Linked DNA regions of Homo sapiens: region 1 is linked to region 2. Evidence: chromatin contacts called from ENCODE Hi-C or POLR2A ChIA-PET data. All regions are on one chromosome and are shown on one strand. Each heading gives the region's core, a stretch centred on a gene start or an enhancer-like site at or near the end of the contact. The rest is flanking DNA. Distances are from core to core; before and after follow the strand shown. Region 1 holds the start of PRKD1 (protein kinase D1). Region 2 overlaps PRKD1 (protein kinase D1).

The links. Hi-C counts contacts between places; a loop is a spot of excess contacts on that map. ChIA-PET counts read pairs that join two places held with the same protein, here RNA polymerase II (POLR2A). Pooled maps may share reads with other maps.
Region 1: a loop to region 2 is called in a map of B cell, with 13 times the contacts of the local background. The contact joins the promoter of PRKD1 here to the enhancer-like site in region 2. A Hi-C loop is called at or near these places in 1 of 168 maps with a recorded cell type or tissue (B cell), 4 of 37 single-sample maps with no recorded cell type and 8 of 50 pooled maps. POLR2A ChIA-PET finds 5 or more read pairs at or near these places in 1 of 52 experiments (activated B cell).

What each region holds. Positions count from the first base shown.
Region 1 is chr14:29,925,133-29,929,613 of GRCh38, forward strand. It overlaps PRKD1 (protein kinase D1), which reads right to left and starts at 2,715. Exons shown (of 18, transcript NM_002742.3): 1 at 2,117-2,715. The coding sequence starts at 2,380. It overlaps LOC105370429 (a long non-coding RNA gene), which reads left to right and starts at 2,995. Exons shown (of 3, transcript XR_943703.2): 1 at 2,995-3,979.
Region 2 is chr14:29,854,498-29,859,036 of GRCh38, forward strand. All of the region lies in intron 1 of PRKD1 (protein kinase D1), which reads right to left. Among named protein-coding and RNA genes, the nearest start is that of PRKD1, 71 kb to the right of the region's middle. Within about 2 kb of position 3,239, at least 2 of the 41 ENCODE cell types and tissues checked have a DNase peak (open chromatin) inside an H3K27ac peak, as active enhancers do; they include B cell, where a contact is called at or near this core.

The DNA of each region.
Region 1 (4,481 bases), core at 1,465-3,964, 70 kb after region 2:
GAAGAAACTACTAGAATAAATACAAAAGGAAAGGATTCCCCTTATAAATCAGTCACCAATCAGGGCTGATGATTTTCCCTTTCCAGTATTTCTCCCAGTCTCTCCCCCAAGTCTTGACTCATGTTCCAACTAGCTCATGACTGAACTTCGGTGCTCTTTCTGCCATAACATTTTTGGCATTCTAAAACCTCCATACAGCAAATCCATCTTTCAGATGTCCTTGGTATGATGTCGCTATGAAAAGATTACTGAGGCTTCTAGCAATTTGAGTTTAATTCAAGGCCTTTTCATAACTGTACTTCCCTTAAATACCCAGGCCACCACCTGCAGGCCTGCTGCATTCCATAGGTGCTTGCTGTCCCTCTCCCTCTGCTCTCGTCTCACTCTCTCCATGTAACACGCCCCTTGGTAGCTTCTGAGACACCTGGAATTCACCCTCCATTTAAAATCCCACTACCAAACCTCTTGAACTAGGCATCAGTCTCCCCATTCTGAACTCCAGGAGGAAGTGGGGGGCGGGGTGGAGGGAGAATTCAAGCTGGTCAAAACAAAGTCTATCAATATTACTTTGACCCAATTTGAATATTCTCTGACACTACTTCACTTGCTTTAGAATTTAGAAAAGTTAAAATTGTACAGAATTACCTTTGCTTTTTGAGAAATTTTGTTTTACATTGTATACGTGCTTATGAAGCATTGCTGTTTCATTAACTGGTCTGCATCCAAATGGAGAGGATTGTATACAAGGCTTTCACAGTGCCTAGGAGTGCTCCTGCTGACCCACAATAGACATTCCACAATACTGATGTGGAAAAGGAGCATGATATGACTTACATCAGCATTAGACAAAACGTGTCATTTTCTTGGAAGTTGCAAACAGTTGACATTACCCGTAATATAAAAGTAAATTTCCATAAATAAATTCCTGGCACTCATTGTTACCTTAGTCTAGAACTTTCACAACTTTCTAGATCAGTGATTTTTTTCCACCTGGAGCTTTTAACATTCCTGTGCTCAGTGCTGCAATTCACAACCCTTAAGATTTAGCAAACTCTGTTACAAATAATTTAAAGAAAGCAATTCATGATTATTCAAGTGATAATTAGAAAGCAAAAGGAGTGCTAGCCAGTCCTCCAGGGCTGAAAAATTCAGCACCTTTAGAGACCTCTGTCTCCACTCCTGAAACGCTGGCTGTTTACACTAAGAAGACTGGCGCCATGGCCCCCTCTGCCTCACGTCTGTATCACCCCCTTCCATGCAACATCCATCTGGATGGCTCCAGAGGCAACCTGAAAATCCAAATTGCTACTGTAAACAGTGGTGGGTGGGCTGAGTCTCCTCTGGGGGTGGCCTGGCCCCGGATAATGACCCTTCTAACCTGCCTTCAGTGGCCGCTGTCCAGAGCCCCACAGCCTCAAACTTAAGGACACAGCCAGCCTCGGGGTGTTCCTGGACATCACCCCCACCACTTCAACGTCCTACTATCAGCATCCCGGGAATGAAAAATAGGAAGGTCGCAACTTTCAGGTTTTGTCGTTGGAAAATGTGTTTCCATGCTCATACAGAAGTGGAACTAAAAGATGACAAGGCCTTGGGTACCTGCACTCCTGGTCAGTTGTTTTGACAACTGGCCGAGTCAATCACACTCTCTTAAAAGCTTATCTGACAGGTGAGAAATTCCTTGTCTCCAGGTCATTCCGGGGGCACTCTGGTGCAGGAAGGAGGATTCCTGCACCAGGAATGCGCTGGTCCAGGGTCCGTAGGGGAGAGAGGGGAAGAAAACTGGGAAGTCTCAAGGACAAGGAGGGGCGCGGCGAGGAAAGGGCAAGATACCTGGAAATGTCATGAGAAGGATGGAAATGGGTGAGGAGGCGGCGGACTGGAGAGAAATCGGTGAATAGAGGAAGATGGGGCGAGAGGAGGATGAGCAACAGCGAGCGCAGCGCCTCGGGTTGCAGGCGTCCAGCCGCGGCGGGGCCAGCCGCTTCCAGAGCGCCGGCGAGGCTGGCGGCCAGCCGAGCCCCGGGAGCCGGAAAGTTGGCGCGGAGAGGGCCAGCCGGGCAGCGCCCCCTGCGCCGCGGGGAGGCGCCGGGCTGGCAGCGGTGCGGCGACTTACCTTCTGGTCGACAATGGAGCAAGCCATCTCGCGGACGTGCGCCAGGCTGTAGTCCCCGGACGAGTCCTGCAGCAGCAGCACCGGCTCACGGCTCAGGCCGATCTGCAGATGGAACGAGATGCCCCCGACCGGGGCCGCGACAGGAGCCAAGAACGGCGCGGGCCCGGGCCCGGACCCTGGGACCAGTGCGGCGGCCGCTGCGGCAGCTGCCGCCGCCACGGGCAGCAGCGGACTGGGCGGCCGCAGGACCGGAGGGGCGCTCATCGCTCGGCGGGGCGCAGGGCCGGGCAGCGGAGGGCGGGGGCTGGCGGCGCGGCAGCAGGAAAGTTTTGCAGCCGCTGAGCCAGGAGCTTCTTTCTCCGAGAGCCCAGACGGAAAATAAAAACTTTCCGGAAAAGTCCCTGGGCTGGGGGAGGGCAAGGGGATGAGGATCGGGAGGGGAGGGGACTAAGGGGAGGAGATGGGGAGGAGGGAAAATGGCCGAGGCGGGAGGACTCTGAGGCCCGGAACGCGGCAGCCGGCTCGGGGCCGCCGGCACTGGGGAGGCGCCGCCGCCGCCAAGAATCTGCCGCCTGGCGCGCTCGGAAGGACGGGGCGACGGGTCGGCGCGGCCCGAGCGCCGGGCGGGGGCCGGGGCGGGAAGGGGGCGTGAGGGGCGGGGAAGGGGAGCTGGGGGCGGGCACTGGGGAGCCACCACCCGGCGGGCGCGGGAGTCGCAGGAGCAGCGGCCGCAGTGGCCGCAGGGTGCCCGGTCGCCGCCCCCTCCGCCCGCAGTTCCCGGGGCCTGAGCCTCCGCGAGCCGGGATAGGACCGAGTGGCGGGGCTCGGAGCCGCCTCGGCAGGCGCGGCCCTTCCCTCCCTGCAGGGATTCCCGTCCTCTCGGGTCCCGCTGCCCCGCCCCGACTGCGGACGGAGTGGATGGGGTGCACCGCCTCAGACCCGCTTCCTGGGGTCGCGAACTTCCCGGGCCCCAAGGTCCCTGCCACCTCTTCCAAATGCTGGAGGACTACGCACTTCTACAAGTGAGGTGACTTTTGAGGAATTCAAGAATGCTGATCACAGCGGTTCCCCTTGGGTCTTACCTTCGGAGGGTCAAGGGAGGATGGGTCATCTGGAACCCACTTACATCCAGGCCCCTCTGGGAGCCCTGGGGTTTGTGGCCAAAGAGGGTAGGAAGCCACTCCACAGAAAGGGGTTTAAACTTGTCTCTACCCTTTTTGTCGCTCTGACGCGCCCTTACAGCCAAACCTACGTACTCCACCCCAGCTCCTAAGGCACCGGATATACACAGTGATCTAAGGAGAGGGTCGCTTTGGAAAGAAAAGGCATTGACTGCCCAAGGGCAGGAGGGAGGTCTGATGCGGTCTCCTTTCCTTTACCTTATTCTTTGCGCCTGAAGTTTCTACTTTGGAGCTTCAGAAACTATTTTCCTTCTCCTCTATCAATCTAAAGTCTGTTATATAGGAGCAGTGCCCCCAAGTCCACCTCAGCACCGCCACCGTCATCACAAGCACAGCCATCAGGATTGGGCACAACCTGCCCTAATTTGGATCGCCGTTTATTTTTACTGTTGTTTTGGCAGGGTGGGGATTGCTTTACATTCGCTGGAGATGAATTATAATTCTCCCCTCCAACCAGGGTGGGCTTCATGGGTGTGCGACTATGCAGTTGTATAGGCCACAGCTCATAAGACCCGTGTTTGGTTTAATATTCTGGGACAATAGTCTACTGTCGCTGTTTTGTTCTTCTTCATAATTTTTAATCAAGGAGTCTCACATTTGTATTTTGCAATGGGCCACGCAGATAATGTAGTCAGCTTTGCCTCTCTCTTCGCCACTTCCCTAGACTTTCCCCTTCCTCTGCGTAAGTACACACAAACATACCTAAACAAACATTTTGTATTTTGTATAGCTTATTTTGTTCTGTTTTATTTATTTATTTATTTATTTATTTATTTATTTATTTATTGTCTTAACTTCTGGTTGTGGCCCAAGATATTGCAAGGTAGCTTCCTTTAGAACCGTGTTCCCAGGGTCAGTAATGGAGCCCCAAACACTGCAAGGCTGCACAACTGCATTGAAGAGACTTGAATTTATTCTCTGAATGTGATGGTTTGATAAGGTCTACCTGTGTTTACATTTTCCCTGCATAGTTACTTATGAGGTGGTCCTCTTCATCCCTGATACAGGTAGGTAATTTTCCTAATGTTCTAGACTCAGCTAATCTAGGAAAATGGTGGAATTTTTCTTGATGAAATGCCTTTCTGAATTCTGAAGGAGGTTTTTTTCTTTTAAATGTCCGAAACTATACTTCATTTTCTTTGAAATCAGAATAAAGTTAATATTCCACAGTTTTCTATTATCAA
Region 2 (4,539 bases), core at 1,989-4,488:
GAGGAGACTTGAGTGCTGTTAAAGGCACTCAGTTTTAAAAGGGAAGCAGAGCATAAAAATTCAGAAAATCTGCCGCCTGACAATGTGATAGGAAACAAAGTACCATTTTCTGAGGAGAAATTCAAACTGGTTGAATAAATTTGCATAAGTAATAAGTAGCCAAATGTTAATCCCCAAGACAATGGGAAAAATGTCTCCAGACCATGTCAGAGGTCTTCACTGCAGCCTCTCCCATCACAGGCCCAGAGGCCTAGGAGAAAAAAAGTGGTTTCGTGGGCTGAGTCCAGGGTCTCCATGCTTTGTGCAGCCTAGGGACTTAGTGCCCTGCATCCCAGCCACTCCAGCCATGGCTCAAAGGGGCCAACAGGGAGCTTGGGCCGTGGCTTCAGAGGGTTGAAGCCCCAAGTCTTGGCAGCTTCCACATGGAGTTGAGCCTGTGAGTGCACAGAAGTAAAGAACTGGGGTTTGGGAACCTCCGCCTAGATTTCAGAGGATGTATAAAGACGCCTGGATGCCCAGGCAGAAGTTTGCTGCAGGGGCAGGGCCCTCATTGAGAAACTCTGCTAGTGTAGTGTGGAAGGGAAATGTGGGGTTGGAGCCCTCAACAGAGTCCCTACTGGGGCACCACCAAGTGGAGCTGTGAGAAGAAGGCCACCATCCTCCAGACCCCAGAATGGTAAATCCATTGACAGCTTGCACTGTGCACCTGGAAAAGCCACACACACTCAATGTCGGCCCATGAAAACAGCCAGGAGGGAAGCTGTACCCTGCAAAGCCATAGGGACGGAGCTGCCCAAGACCATGGGAACCCATATCTTATATCAGCATGACCTGGATATGAGACCTGGGGCCAAAGGAGATCATTTTGAAGCTTTAAGATTTGACTGCCCAGCTAGATTTCAGACTTGCATGGGGTCTTTAGCCCCTTTGTTTTGACCAATTTCTCCCATGTGGAAGAGCTGTATTTACCCAGTGCCTTTTACAGGATCATAGGTGAAAGGAACTTGCCTTGTCTCAGATGAGACTTTGGACTGTGAACTTTGGAGTTAATGCTAAAATGAGTAAAGACTTTGGGGGACTGTTGGGAAGGCATGATTGGTTTTGAAATGTGAAGACAGGAGATTTGGGAGGAGCCAGGGATGGAATGATATGGTTGGGCTCAGAGTTCCCACCCAACTCTCATCTTGTAGCTCCCATAATTCCCATATGCTGTGGAAGGGACCCAGTGGGAGACTGTTGAATCATGAGGGCTAGTCTTTCCCATGCTATTCTCCTGATGGTGAGTGGGTCTCATGAGGTCTGATGGTTTTAAAAATGGGAGTTTCCCTGCACAAGCTCTCTCTCTTTGCCTGCTGCCATCCATGTAAGACGTGACTTGTTCCTTCTTGCTTTCCACCATGATTGTGAGGCCTCTACAACCATGTGGAACTGTTAAGTTCATTAAACCTCTTTCTTTTGTAAATTGCCCAGTCCTGCGTACATCTTTATTAGCAGGATGAAAATAGACTAATATATGCACACTAATCCATCATAATAGAGTCATTCTCTTCCTTCAGTTTGGCTTCACTAGAACATATGCATCTGGATGAAGGATGGCACCATACAAAGAATATTGCATCCGATACCTCACATCACAAAGGGTATAAAGGAAGTTGAATGGGCCAATTGGAAAAATGCTAGAAAATCAAAAAATAGGTACCAGCCTATGCAGTCAAAGGCAAACTCTTTTTCCAAGTCTACAAGGAGTTTTTCACTTGAGACAAGCAGATCATTCTATATTCCAAATACAGCAACCTGAGCACCACTGCCAATTCCCCAATCCCTTTGAAAAAAGAAAAAAATTAATGCAGCCAATTGTTGAAATACTTGAATAACTGATTGTACAACCACAACCAAAGGTTTGCCATGGTCCCCAAGCAGAACAAAAAAGACACTAAAAACACAGATTTCTCACTAGGTATTTTTATAGGGGATAAAAGTAAACAATCAATGAAAGTGTCTCATGGAGAAGGAAATACAAATAGATAATTTTAGTGCCAGTTTTATCTGTCAGTAAAATCTGCAGCAATAAGCTCTGTTAATACCACAAGAGGAACCAATCAATGTATCGTGAGTTCAATGCACTAACTGACTGTTCATGTGTTTATCTAAATACTCAAGAGAGAAGGAGCCCAGATACCATGAAGTCCAGGAAAGAGTCCAAGTACCATGGGTCCTGAAGGCCTGCTGAAGTTTGGGTACCTAAAATAGGAACAGACTCCCGGGCACATCTCTGAGGCTGGTAAGCTAACATGAGTAAAATCACTCCACTGGAACTCCTGCTCCAAGTCTTTCTTCTGTAGCCTAATCCATTTGCCTCGGTATGCAGAACATCAAGAGTCACTTGGTGATCCTGAGTTAAAACAGCTCGAGCCTAACAAGGGAACAGTTCCTCTGGAATCACCAGTCACTTATTTCTGGGACAGTAGTAGGGAAAAGAAAAGAGACTTCAGGATCAAACAAACCCAAGTGTGATCAAACCCAACTGCATTTACTAGCCCTGTAATCTGGGGCAAATATCTTAACCTCTCACCTCCCTTGCCTTCTTTATCTACAAATGGTCTTCTTATGAACCCTTCAGGACTGTAGTAAAGACCAAATGGTATCATGAATATATGTGAAATACTAGCATACTTAGGCAGTCAGAAAACATAGTCATTAATATTGTCATTGTTATTGTCATTGTTTTGGCTCAACATGCTGACAGGCCAGAATATGGGCCTCAGGAGCATGAACCCTATCCACACTACCCTCATTTGCAACCACCCAGCTTATAAAAGGCAGAAAATAAAAATGCATGAGAGCCATCAGAGAAAACAACAACAACAAAAAAGAAACACCAGTTTTTTCATGGAAGGAAGAGAAAAAGTTAAAAAGCAAGGCTGCACACCTTACCTGGGCAGGAGACTGAAAGGAATTGTTGGCCTTCCTGACAGACCCAATGGCCTCCTGCCCACAGTAGGTCCTCTACATTCTCTGAGGATTTTCACATAGCTTTTTCAGGTAGCTCAAAATGCCAGCAATTAGTGATTCAAGTGTCCTCTTCAGAAAATGCAAATACCTTCGTTCAGGTTAGGGTTATGCTTATATTATGTCTCATTCATACACTTAGAAGAAGTTGTTCAGTCAAACTGCTCCCCTCTAAGAAAATGCTAGAATGCCACAAAGCACTTTTTATGAGTAAAGCAGGCTGCGGGGAGGAGAAAGGAGGACTGAAAAAGGCAGCGAGGGGAAACAGGGGAAGTCTAAGGTGGTGAAAATCTGATAGAAGAATGTGAAACCAAAACTAGCTTATTTAAAAATCTCCCTAAAAGATGACTGCCAATTCTACAGCAAAAGACTCCTCTCCACATTTTCTCTCATTTTCCTTGGTTCTGTCCTCCTAAGAACCAGAGTGGAGTCTCCTATCATAGTACCACAGTGAAATTTTTAACATGGGTTCAAGGAGATTCTGTGAGCCAGCTAAGAAATTTAACTTTAGTTGTTTAACTTTTTTTGTATGAGAAAACTAGTTCTGAGTTCATACAACTCACTTACATAAGTCACTGAAAGCAGAAAGTAAACTGTCTTGCTTAAGATCAACAATTATTTCATTAAACAAATAAATGAACAGATACATCAACAAATGAATAAATTAAGGGGAGGGCTTCCTGATTAGACTCACCCCTGATCTCAGTTTGGTTTTCTTCTAAGCACCTATCACCATCTGACCTCATAATTCATTGACCATCTTCCCTACTAGAACATAAACTCTATGAGGGTACAAACTGGTTTTTACACTACTGTTGTCCTCACCTATAATAGTGTATGGCAAATTGTACATGCTCAGTAAATATTTGTTGAATAAGTGAATAGCTGAACTGAACAGGAAATGTCTCTATAAGACCTTTGAGGTTTAACCCTAAGACTTTAAGAGTAATGCTCCAGTTCCCTCCCTCGCCCAGTTCCCCATTTCTAGTTTCACACCAGAAGAACATGACTACGTTCTGAGCTTGTGATCATTTCCCTTTAAATAATGCCCTATGGATCACTTCGAAACACTAGAGATTACTTGTCATGATACTGGTTACTGTCCCTACTTTTCCCCTGGGATTTTTTTTTTCTTAATGGCAAACCTTCAAAGAGGTTCCACCTGCACCAAAAATAGAAAATTCCACATAAATATAATGGCTTTCCCTGCTCTTTTTTAAGTACCTTAAACTCATTATCTTTTATCTTTGAGAAGATCTCTGAAGCCAAATCACACAGAACTGAAAGATATTCTCATTTCTTTTTCCATAGGAAAAACAAAAACAAAAAACTCTGCTATTTAGAAAAAATGCTGGGAGGGGGCACTATAACCTATTGCACCTATAAGTGTCTGTAAGTCACTTCCCCTGGCACCATCTGCTTCCAATATTACAAGTCTCCTCTATTTGAATAATGACACAATACCTTTTCCCCCTAATTGATTACTATCTTTTTAATTACAAAAAGGTCTTTACTACTAAACCAATGGCA